Linked DNA regions of Homo sapiens: region 2 is linked to region 1. A link is an interaction called in ENCODE POLR2A ChIA-PET data of the cell type or tissue named here. Cell type or tissue: OCI-LY7. All regions are shown on one strand. Links, peaks and the distances in the headings refer to the core of each region. The heading gives the core; the rest is flanking DNA.

Region 1 (6,244 bases), core at 751-5,750:
AAGACCACACATGAGCCATCCCATGACATCTACTGTGCACTTGCTAAATGATGATGATTAAATCTCACAGGCACTGTGAGATTGGCTCCCTGCATCAAGCTAATATATTTCAGAAAGCAGAGATTCCTGGAATCTGAATATCCCTTAGATCCCATTCTATCTGTTCATTACACAGGTGGAGAAACTGAGGTCCAGAGAAGGGAGGGACTTGTTAACATACAGCAAGTTAAATAAGTGTCAGGAGTAAAAATAAAAGTAAGATTCAAATACTCTAACACTCATTCTTTTCTTTTCTTTTCTTTTTTTCTTTTTTTTTTTTTGACACAGTCTCACTTTGTCACCCAGGCTGGAGTGGAGTGGCACAATCTCGGCTCACTTCAACCTCCGCCTCCTGGGTTCAAGCGATTCTCCTGCCTCAGCCTCCCCAAGTAGCTGGGACTACAAATGCACGCCACCATGCCAGGCTAAGTTTTGTATTTTTAGTAGAGACGGGGTTTCACCATGTTGGCCAGGCTGGCCTTGAACTCCTGACCTCAGGTGATCCACCCACCTCAGTCTCCCAAAGTGCTGGGATTATAGGCATGAGCCACCACGCCTGGCCTCTAACACTCATTCTGAAAACTAAGACGGTTTGGTGCAGTGGCTCATGCCTGTAATCCCAGCACTTTGGGAGGCTGAGGTGGGTGGATCACCTGAGGTCAGGAGTTCAAGACCAGCCTGGCCAACATGGCAAAACCTTGTCTCCACTAAAAATACAAAAATCAGCCTGGCACGGTGGTGCATGCCTGTAGTCCCAGCTACTCGGGAAGGCTGAGGAAGGAGAATCACTTGAACCTGGGAGGCAGAGGTTGCAGTGAGCCAAGATCACTCCACTGCACTTCAGCCTGGGCGACAGAGCAAGACTCCATCTCAAAATAATAAATAAATAAATAAATAAATAAATAAATAAATAAATAAATACTAAGACTAAAGTTTCTAAAGACTCAGACATTTCCCAGTGAAGTTGCCTGTATTAGTCCGTTCTCATGCTGTTAATAAAGAGATACCCAAGACTGGGTAATTTATAAAGAAAAGAGGTTTAATTGACTCACAGTTCTGCATGGCTGGGGAGGCCTCAAGAAACTTACAATCATTGTGGAAGGGGAAGCAAACACGTCCTTCATCACGTGGCAGCATGAAGGAGAAGTGCCAAGCAAAGAGGGAAAAGCCCCTTATAAAACCATCAGATCTCGTGAGAACTAACTCACTATCATGAGAACATAATGGGGGAAGCCGCCTCCATTATTTAATTATCTCCACCTGGTCCCACCCTTGACACATAGGGATTATTACAATTCAAGGTGAGATTTGGGTGGGGACACAGAGGCAAACCATATCAGTGCCCTGAAGAATGTGCTTCAGGGTCTCAAAACTGTTCCTAAGGATGCTGACTTGTAAGCAAAGCCACCATTGTTGAGTGTAAGACCTTCCAGGGGGATGATTTTCAGTATGGCAATGCATTATACACATACCTTTTAAGAAGATATAATATTTACTCATCTAAAAACCCTGGCCAAAGCTTACAGACAATTGCTTCTTGGCATTTTGGCTAAGATCAAGTGCAAAGCTCAGAGACATAATCTTTGCCTTCAAAGACTGGAAACACAGGACAGAAGAGGCATAGAAGGAACAAAGGTGGCTGATATTAAAGGCTAAGTGGGCAGCCGGACTATCACAGCAGCAGAGTTGGTAGACACATAGGCTTAGATCCAACACACTGCCAGAAACTCAATAAAATGCTTCTCCTTTCCCGTCACAGGTCCTGGAGTAAATCTATAGGCTTCAAAACTTCAGTCTCCCATCAGCATTGAAAACAATGCCAACTCCAACCTTAGCACAATAGAGGAAGGCCTCTCAGTAGCTGGTCGACCCTCAGACATGGGAGGATGCAGTGATTGCATCAGGGGAGGCTTTGACAGGTGGGGGAAGGGGGCTCTAGACAAGGGAAACCTTCCATGGCAGAGAACCAGAGCTACACAGTATAGAAGCCACACAAAGCATATCTTGCCTCATGGACTCAAAAATTGGTATCCCAAGGAAGAAAGCTACTGTTTCTATTCATATTCAACTCTTTTTGGGGTGGAGGAGTAGTGGATAAGAGGCTTTGAAAGCATTTTTTAGTAAGCACTTTTACATAAATAATTCAAGTTTGTAAAAGGAATATTTTTCTTTCTCAGAAAGGATAATTGAGGATCAGAAGTGGGTTGCCCAAGGCCCAGTGACTGGCAAATGACCAGATCAGAAGTTGAAAATGAGACCAACTCCCCAGACTCAAATACAAGCCTCTTCCCACTGAGCCTGCAGTGAGGGTGAGGTAGTGATGAACTTTACCCGTTGGTTTGATGAACTTGGTGACTCACTTGGTTCTATGCCAATCCATGGTCCTGCTACTACAAGCCTATGAGGTCAGCAAACTACAAGTTGAATATCTAGTTCACTAGCTGCAGGCTAACATGCTTTGTTCTTTTGGCATCTAGAATACAGTAGGTGTGTAATAAATGCTTGGAGGACGTGGGGATGAAACTCATGTGTCTCACTAGCTGAGATGTGTGATAATACTCAGGTTATGGGAAACAGGCACTGAAGCTTCAGGTTTCTGCTCTAATGTTATCTCAGAGCCCACCCCTGCTTGAATACCTGATGTACAGTAACTCTCCCATACTGTGTCCCTTCACCTTTTTGTAGAATTTTCTGAAGCACTTGTCATCGTCTGCCTTATCTCTTCCCAGTCTCCCAGGAGACTGAGCTCCAACAGCAGAGTTGCTTCTTATTCACTGCGGCACTCTCAGCACCAAGGACAGTGCCCGGCACACTGGCGCTCAGTCACCATTTGAAGGGACACCCTGCCCCTGCAGGTCTAGTCTTTTCTCAAGGGCAATTGGGCAGTCTGTGTCAGAAGATTCCAAAAATAATGCCTACCCTTTGTTTCATTTTTTTTTTTTAATGAAACTCTTGTAGAGGCAGGGTCTTGCTACATTGCCCAGGCTAGTCTCGAACTCCCGGCCACCAGTAATGCTCCAGCCTCAGCCTCCCAAAGTGCTGGGATTACAGATTTGAGCCACCATGCCCAGTGGTTCATGAGGAATTTATTTCATTAGGAGTTGATTATAATTAAACTACCAAAGACACATGGAAAGATTTATTTACCAAGATGCTTATGACAGGTTTTAATTTTTTTAGTAGAGTTAACATTCTTAATTATGGCAGTTTTTTGTTTTCCGAGACGGGGTCTCACTCTGTCATCCAGGCTGGAGTGCAGTGGCATGATCATGGCTCACTGAGCCTTGACCTTCCAGGCTCAAGCAATCCTCCCATCCCAGCCTCCTCAGTAGCATGCACCATCACGCCTGGCTAAGTTTTCTTTCCTTTTCTTTCTTTCTTTCTTTCTTTCTTTCTTTCTTTCTTTCTTTCTTTCTTTCTTTCTTTCTTTCTTTCTTTCTTTCTTTCTTTCTTTTTTTTTTGTAGAGACAAGCTCTCACTATGTTGGCCAACTGATATCTTGGACTTCTGGGCTCAAGCAATCCTCCCACCTTGGCCTCCCAAAGTGCTAGGATTACAGGCATGAGCCACCATGCCCAGCCCAATTATGGCAGTTTTTAATAAATTTAGAAACAATAGAAGGTGGTGACCTCAGGCTATCACCTAACTGCACTGTGTCCCAGTTTTCTTACTTTACCTGGGAATAAAATGCCTTCATCATGGGGTTGTATACATGTAAAGCACTCAGTCTTAAATCATTAATCACCATTTACAGTGAATCATGGATATAGCCAACCTACCTACGTAGTGAGATGTGATATAAAACACCCATTAACTCTCCAACAGTTTAAATGGCAAAGAAAGTTTTAAAAATGTGTATAGAGCATTATGTATAGTTTGAGTCCAGCTGTGAATACCTAGAAAGAATTGCATGAAAACTAGGTTATCTATAACTAGGTTATCTATAAGTCACGGGGTGGCAGTTTATGCTTCATATCTGCAGGAAATGCTTATTGTAAAGATGTTAGACATTAATTTTATAATCAGAAAAAGATAGCTATGTACACGTGGAGGAAAAGACTAAGAATTCTCAAGTTAATTATAGAAAAGGTAGGCTTTAGGCAAATGTACTAAGTAATAACAATTAGCCTGCGAGCACCAACTGTCTGTGTGAGCGGATGTCCACGTAAAGTCTTTTGTTTAATTCTTACAACCCCGTAAAGTGAGTCCAAAGGCCCAGAGCATTAATATTAATACCTCACCTGCTCCTTTACTGTGGGCAAAGGATAGAGTTGGGGCTTGAATTCAGGTCTGATGTTAGAACTCAACTCTTTTGGTAGGGAGATTCTTGTCTAGGAATGTCAAAAGCTATTTGAATGTGGGATCCCTGAGCAGAGGGACTGTGTCTTAGACACATTTATATTGCGCCCACATTGCCTAAGGTCAGATAACTTAGATACTGTAAGCATTGGCTAGAATTCTAGATCCAGCCAGCACTGCCCAACTTTCTGCAACGATGTAAATATTCTTACTGCACTCACTGTTCAATATGATAGCCATATGTGGTTGCTGGGCACTTGAAATGTAGCTAAGGAATTATTTCATTTGATTTCATGTTAGTAATTTAAATAGCCACACGTACCTAGTGGCCACAACATCAGTCCGCACAGTTTTATGCTTACTGATTATATAGTCTTGGGTGTACTCATGTCACTCATCTGTAACATGGAGGTCAAAGCAGCCCCCAAAAGGGGATGCAGATCGTTCCCAGTGATCAGTCCATGAGCACACTGTGAATACTGGATATTTATTCCAGGAGAAGCTCAAAGATTTAAGTGGGCAAGTCTCATTTAATTGGCCCTGCCCAGCCGGCCCTCACCTTGCTGCCAGGTTCCAGCATGTTGTCCCCATGCCAGCCTGAGATGGGCACAAAGGGCAGAGTCTGGGAGTTGTAACTAATCTTCTTGATGTAAGCCTTCACCTCCTTGCTGATCTCCTCAAAGCATGTACTACTGTAAGGTGGCTCTGTGATGTCCATCTTGTTGACTGTCACAATGAGCTGCTTCATGCCCAGTGTATAGGCCAGCAGTGTGTGCTCACAGATCTGCTTGTTCTTGGAGATGCCAGCCTCACACTCTCCTACACCACTTGCCACAATCAGCACAGCACAGTCTTCCTGGCCTGAGAGAGGAAGGCCCAGCTCAGACCTGGCCTGGGACACCCCCTGCCCATCCCCACAGCAGGGCCGAGGCAACCCTGGTGGTAGCTGTAAGGTGACTGTGATCATGTTCTTGATGAAGTCACAGTGACCCATGGCATCAATGATGGTGACATAGTATTGCTTTGTCCCGAACTTCTACAGAAAGATGTTGATGGGATGCCACTCATATGGTTTGGCTGTGTCCCCACCCAAATCTCATCTTGAACTGTAATTCCCATAATCCCCACCTGTGGTGGAAGGGACATGGTGGGAGGTAACTGAATCATGGGGGCAGTTCCCTCATACTATTATCATGATAGTAAGTTCTCACAAGATCTGATGGTTTTTTTAAGGAGCTTCCCCCTTCACTTGGCTCTCATTCTTCTTCCTGACGTCACATGAAGAAGGACATGTTTGCTTCCCCTTCTGCCATGATTGTAAGTTTCCTAAGGCCTCCCCAGCCATGCTGAACTGTGAGTCAATTAAACCTCTTTCCTTTGTAAATTACCCAGTCTCAGGTATGTCTTCATTAGCAGTGTTTCCACCCTGCCTTTAGCTTGTCCAGCACCCCGGAGCATGTGAAGGAGCCTTTGCCCATCTGGACCAGGAGTGAGAAGGAGAACTCCACGGTCACTTTTTTTTTTTAATGGAGTCTTGCTCTGTCACCCAGGCTGGAGTACAGTGGCGTGATCTTGGCTCACTGCAACCTCCACCTCCTGAGTTCAAGCGATTCTCCTGGCTCAGCCCCCTGAGTAGCTGGGATTACAGGCACATGCCACCATGCCCGGCTAATTTTTGTATTTTTAGTAGAAACAGGGTTTCACCATGTTGGTCAGGCTGGTCTCGAGCTCCTGACCTCATGATCCGCCCTCCTCGGCCTCCCAAAGTGCTGGGATTACAGGCATGAGCCCCTGCACCTGGCCTACCTCTACTTCTAAAGCTCCCCATCAACCAAGAAGAAAGTTCCCAAATAAGGTGAGAGTCAGAAGGGACAGTAACAGGGCAGTGTGATGGAGAAGTCTTTGA
Region 2 (6,244 bases), core at 546-5,545, 260 kb after region 1:
AAGGCAGAATTGTGGTTGTTTAGGATTGGGGATGGGGAGGGATGGATTAGAAAGGGGACAGGAAGAAGCTTTTGGGGCTGGTGGCTGTGCTTTTATCTTGATTGTGGTGAGGGTTCCATGGGTGTACACGTATGTTGAAACTTATCAAATTTTACACTGCAAAGTGTGCAGTTATTGTATGTGAATTATACCTCAAAAAAGCTGTTTTTTGTTTGTTTTGTTTTGTTCGAGTTGGAGTCTCGCTCTGTCACCCAGGCTGGAGTGCAGTGGTGTGATCTTGGCTCACTGTAACCTCCATCTCCTGGGCTCAAGCGATTTTCCTGCCTCAGCCTCCTGAGTAACTGGGATTACAGGCATGCGCCACCACGCCTGGCTAATTTTTGTATTTTAATAGAGATGGGGCTTCACCATGTTGGCCAGGCTGGTCTTGAACTCCTGGCCTCAAGTGACCCGCCCACCTCAGCCTCCCAAAGTGCCGGAATTATAGGTGTGAGCCACCATGCTGGCCAAACTGTTCTGTTTTGTTTTTTAAAAGGCTCCCAGTCCTCACCCTGCGAAGTTCACAGTGGGGAGGTAAGGGAAGGACGCTACAGGCACACGAGCAACAATAAGCCAGGAAGGAATTCATTTGGGAGGAAAGATGGGGAAGGGGGAGGGCATTCCTGGGGAGAGGCACAGCAGAACCAAAGGCTGGAGGTCAGGAGCCTGGCTCAGAGGGTTTGAACCCAGCAGGTGGCGGGGGATGAAGTTAGAGCACCACCTAGGACAGATTGTTTCTCGTCTCTCTCCTTCCTTCTGCCCCTTGCCTGTCCTTCGGCCACATGTCTGTCTGTATCCTCCTGCTCTCTGTACCAAGACCACACAATAGTCAGAGAAGCCTGGTCAGGACCCAGGCCCCAGTCCTCACCTTGTGGCCTCCCACAGGAAGGGGCCCTGGACCTTCTGAAGAAGCTGCACAGCTGCCAGATGTCCATCCAGCTACTACAGGTGGGGCGGGGGTGGGAAGCCTTGGGACAGTGCCTGGGGGGAGAGCTGGTGGGGGAGGGAAAGACCCCTGGTGGGGGAAGGTGGAGTCTGGGAGGAATTTCTGAGGGGGGCCTGTGGGGAGGGGATCTTGAGGTGGAGACCTCCCAGGGAGGGACTGAGGGGGACACAGGGGCATCTCGGGGGCGGAGAGGGTATCTTCTAGGTGTAGGGGACCTCTGGGCCTTGGAGCAAGACTGGTTCGCTTTTCTTGAATACCCCAATTCCCAAGGCCCTGGGCCTGTGGGATCCAAGAGGCCAATGATCCAGGGAGAGGGAAAAGCCCCCATTTAAAATCCCTGTGTAGCCCTTAAAGTCCCCAGATTTACCAAAAGCTCCTGGCCCTGAAAAATCAGCACAGACAGATGCAAGGTCTCATAGCCGGAGCTGCTGTCTCAGTTGAAACTGGAGCTCAAAGACACTAGAGTGAGCTGGCCACGGTGGCTCATACCTGTAATCCCATCACTTTGGGAGGCCGAGGCAGGCAGATCACCTGAGGTCAGGAGTTCGAGACCAGCCTGGCCAACATGGTGAAACCCCGTTTCTACTAAAGATACAAAAATTAGCTGGGCACGATGATGCACACCTATAATCCCAGCTACTCAGGAGGCTGAGGCACGAGAATCGCTTGAACCTGGGAGGTGGAGGTTGCAGTGAGCTGAGATTGCACCACTGCACTCCAGCCTGGGCAACATAGCGAGACTCCATCTCAAAAAAATAGACACTAGAGGGTTGGGAATGGGAGGGGTCCTGACAGTCAGCCAAGTGCCACCCCCAACCCTAGGTTCAGGTTTCACCAAAGCTACAGATATCCTCCATGTCAGGCTTAGCCCTGGGCCCTCGGCCTCGTGCAGAGCAGGGCCTTAGTTACAGTAGTGGGGTTCTGACCTCAGCCAGGAGTCAGGGCTAGGACTCTGGGGGTCCAGGTTGGAAGGGGAGGTGGTGGTAGAGCTGGGGCAGGATCTGCCAATGATGGCAGCCATTCCTGTGTATCCATTCCCAGATTATGCCTTAACCCTCTCACTTTGCAGACAACCAGGATTGGAGTTGCTGTTAATGGGGTCCGCAAGCACTGCTCAGACAAGGAGGTGGTGTCCTTGGCCAAAGTCCTTATCAAAAACTGGAAGCGGCTGCTAGGTGAGAGAGGACAAGGTTGTCTTGAGCCCTGTTTTTCTCCTAGCACTTGGGACAGGACTGGGCCTGGCTCATAGCCAGCACTCAGTGTATGTCTGTTGAGTGACTTAATCAGTGACAGATGGCCTCTGGATCCGGGAGGTAGCTAGTGGGGGACTGCCAATGTTTGTGTACACAAGTGCAAGATTTGTAGACTTGTGAGTTTTGTGTACATGTGCCACTTACGTGTTTGTGCTCTCATGCATTTGTCTATATAGTACATGTCTACATGCACACATTTGTCTTAATATGTGCAGAGATGTGTTTGCCAATGTATTAATGTCCCCATGTGAGACTGTGTATTTGTACACACGTTCCTGTTGTTTGTGCATTTGTGTGTAAATGTGTTTGTGTGTGTGTTGGGAGTGTGTGTGCAGCTGTCCTCGTCCCTGCCCTTTGCTCTCTCCCCACTAAGTCATGCTGGGTTCTGCTGAGACAGAGCTTAGCTGAGGGACAATGCCACCCTTTTGTTTTCAGACTCCCCTGGACCCCCAAAAGGAGAAAAAGGAGAGGAAAGAGAAAAGGCAAAGAAGAAGGAAAAAGGGCTTGAGTGTTCAGACTGGAAGCCAGAAGCAGGCCTTTCTCCACCAAGGAAAAAACGAGAAGACCCCAAAACCAGGTATTCTTTTTTGGGATGGAGAGAAGGGAGCTGACACTTGTCACGTCCTCTGACAGCAACTCAGTGTATATTATCTCATTTAAACCTTTCATCCTGGGGAGGAAGATATTGGTATTATCTCCTGCAGTGCCCCCTCTGGGGGTCTTCTTTGGCTCAACCAGATGTTAGACTCACAAGACCCAAATAGGACATAAATGGCACTGGCTTTGCCTAGAAGGATGCAGGGACAGGAAAGAGTGCGTCTGCGGGAGGGCCTCCAGCATTTCTCTACAGAGAGTTCCCATAGGAGACCGCACGGCAGTCTAGAGCTCTTCTCTGGCCCACCCAGGCAACAGCCTAGGTGCGGGGAAACAAGACCACAGCGGGTATAAGCCTCACATCCCGAATCTTGTAACAGTCCCAAAGACAAAGATTCCAAGATGCTAGCAAAGGCAATAGCCACTTATAAGATTCATTGCACCTGGCGCAGTGGCTCACACATGTAATCCCAGCACTTTGGGAGGCTGAGGCGGGAGGATCACTTGAGCCCACGAGTTTGAGACAAGCCTGGGCAACATGGCAAAACTCCGCCTCTACAAAAAATACAAAAATTAGCCAGGCATGGTAGCGCACACCTGTAATCCTAACTACTCTGGAGGCTGAGGTGGGAGAATCGCTTGTGCCCGGGAGATGGAGGTTGCAGTGAGCTGAGATTGCGCCACTGCACTCCAGCCTGAGCAACAGAGCAAGAACCTGTCTCAAAAACAAACAAACAAAAACCAAGACATATATTATAAATTAAAAGGATCTCTACTTTCTGTATTATACAATAAAAATTTTAAATCTGAATTGTTGGGTTTTTTCACAATGATCCTGTACTGCTTTTGAAACAAAAAATAATAATAGTGCTTTTAAAAACTAAACAAATAAGAGTGATAAAAATCTGTTGTAGAAAATAATGGAAGGCCGGGTACGGTATCTCACCCCTGTAATCCCAGCACTTTGGGAGGCCGAGGTGGGCGGATCACTTGAGGTTGGGAGTTCGAGACCAGCCTGACCAACATGGAGAAATCCCATCTCTACTAAAAATACAAAATTAGCTGGGTGTGGTGGCACATGCCTGTAATCCCAGCTACTCGGGAGGCTGAGGCAGGAGAATCACTTGAACCTGGAAGTCGGAGGTTGCAGTGAGCCAAGATTGCACCATTGCACTCCAGCCTGGGCAATAAGAGCGAAACTCCGTCTCACAAAAAAAAAAAAAAAAAAAAAGGAAAATGTAGAAAAGTAGAAAAAAAAATCACCCACATTCCCACCACCCAAAGACAATCACTCTTGATGAGTTAGTGTATGGCTTTTCTTTCTGTTCTCTGACTTGTTTTCTATAGTCATCCCCAATTTTAATAGCCTGCTTTTTAAAAGGTAATGCCTGTGAAATGGTTTTGTCACATTTTCTATGTTCTGTTCCTTTCCATTGCTCATTTTGCAAGTGTATCCTACTTGGAAAAACCCTAATTGGCATCTAACTTTTCACACGAGTGTGTTTTCTTTTCCCAAAGGGGTTAGAAGTTTGGCTCGGGGAATCCCTGACCATCTCCACAGTGCCTAGCACGGAGTGAACATTTACTGAATACTGCTAGCCCATTTGTAGCAGCATGGTCCCCTGCCCTGTGGATTACCTCCTGTTCATGCCCTGGCTGGTCTGGCCATGTCTGGAGCACCTGTGTGGTTATGAGAACCTTGGCAAATGAAGGACCAGGAGCAGGAGAGCTCTTATGAGATGAAGTTGAAGGACTAGAGGCTGAACTACTGGGGAGGGACCAAATGGGATTTGGGACTAATCTGTCACATGGGGAGTGTAGGCATCCAGGTAAAAGTGGCAGCCTGAACACATGCAGTTTTTGTTTTTGTTTGCTCCATCCCCAAGCCCCACTGAATGAACAGTAAAGAGGCTGGGCGCAGTGGCCCATGCCTGTAATCCCAGCGCTTTGGGAGGCCGAGGTGGGTGGATCACCTGAGGTCAGGAGTTCGAGACCAGCCTGGCCAAGATGGTGAAACCCCGTCTCTACTAAAAATACAAAAATTAACCAGGGGTAGTGGTGCACGCCTGTAGTCCCAGCCACTCAGGAGGCTGAGGCGGGAGAATCACTTGAACCCGGGAGCAGAGGTTGCAGTGAGCTGAGATCCCGCCACTGCACTCAAGCGTGGACAACAGAGTGAGACTCTGTTTAAAAAAAAAAAAAAAAAAAAAAAAAAAAGAACAGTAAAGGGATTTCTTTTAAAGGCCTGTATGAGAACAACAGGTGTAGGAGAGGTAACAATGAAAAAGCAGAAAGCCAGGTTCTGGGCTGAACTTGTCACTTATGGCCTTCTTCTCTGAGACTCAGTATTATGGCCTGAAACACAGACATCATTTTCTCCGTTCTTTCTTCTTAAAAATAAAATGTTTTATTTGTAATAGTCTTTAATTATATTTTAGTTGTCTTAGTTTAGCGATTTTGTATTTTTTATAATACAGATAATTACTTGCTCATTGTAGAAAGTTTTAAAAATACAAATAAATAAGAAAATAGGCCGGGTGCAGTGTCTCATGCTTGTAATTTCAGCACTTTGGGAGGCTGAGGCAGGTGGATCACAAGGTCAGGAGTTCAAGACAAGCCTGGCCAACCCAGTGAAACCCTGTCTCTACTAAAAATACAAAAATTAGCTGGGCCTGTTGGCGGGTGCCCCGTAATCCCAGCTACTCAGGAGACTGAGGCAGGAAATCACTTGAACCCAGGAGGCAGAAGTGTCAGTGAGCCAAGATCGTGCCACTGCACTCCAGCCTGGGCGACAGAACTAGACTCCGTCTTAAAAACAAAACAAAACAAAACAAAAGATAAGGGCCAGGCACGGTGGCTCATGCCTATAATCCTAGCACTTTGGGAGGCTGAGGCGGGCAGATCATGAGGTCAGGAGTTCGAGACCAGCCTGGCCAACATGGTGAAACCCCATCTCTACCAAATATACAAAAATTAGCTGGGCATGGTGGTACATGCCTGTAATTCCAGCTACTTGGGAGGCTGAGGAGGAGAATTGTTTGAACCGGGACCCAGGAGGCGGAGGTTTCAGTGAGCTGAGAGCGTGCCACTGCACGCCAGCCTGTGCTACAGAATGAGACTCTGTCTCAAAAAATAAAATAAAATAAAGTAAAATAAAATATCATTTATTATCTAGAAACAAGCACTCACATATAATTGTGTGTATATATACATATAAAATTTATATATATATATATATATATATACATCCTGCTAGACTATTCCTATGCATTACTACCTATAAATAGGTATAAAATACCTATTTGTTTTAATAAAATTGAATTACACTCTGTATACTATTTTGTAACCTTTTCATGTACATAAATGTATTCATTTCAGTAGCAAGGTGTGTTTAGTGTAAAAAGTTTAGAAA

What was found. ChIA-PET counts read pairs that join two places held together with the same protein. Peaks named below come from ENCODE experiments on the same cell type or tissue, not always from the same donor. Only the 100,000 strongest peaks of a DNase experiment are listed, where the experiment ranks them.
Region 2: POLR2A ChIA-PET joins it to region 1 with 5 read pairs; 2 of 35 experiments call an interaction of 5 or more read pairs at or near these places.

Annotation. Positions count from the first base shown.
Region 1 is chr1:23,669,866-23,676,109 of GRCh38, reverse strand. It overlaps the pseudogene EEF1A1P48. Among named protein-coding and RNA genes, the nearest start is that of RPL11, 19 kb to the left of the region's middle. In OCI-LY7, for the core only: no CTCF peak of the experiment used is centred there; a DNase peak (open chromatin) is centred at 2,837.
Region 2 is chr1:23,413,820-23,420,063 of GRCh38, reverse strand. It overlaps TCEA3 (transcription elongation factor A3), which reads left to right. Exons shown (of 11, transcript NM_003196.3): 2 at 925-987; 3 at 2,055-2,160; 4 at 2,674-2,815. Among named protein-coding and RNA genes, the nearest start is that of TCEA3, 7.8 kb to the left of the region's middle. RefSeq lists an enhancer at 364-922. In OCI-LY7, for the core only: no CTCF peak of the experiment used is centred there; no DNase peak of the experiment used is centred there.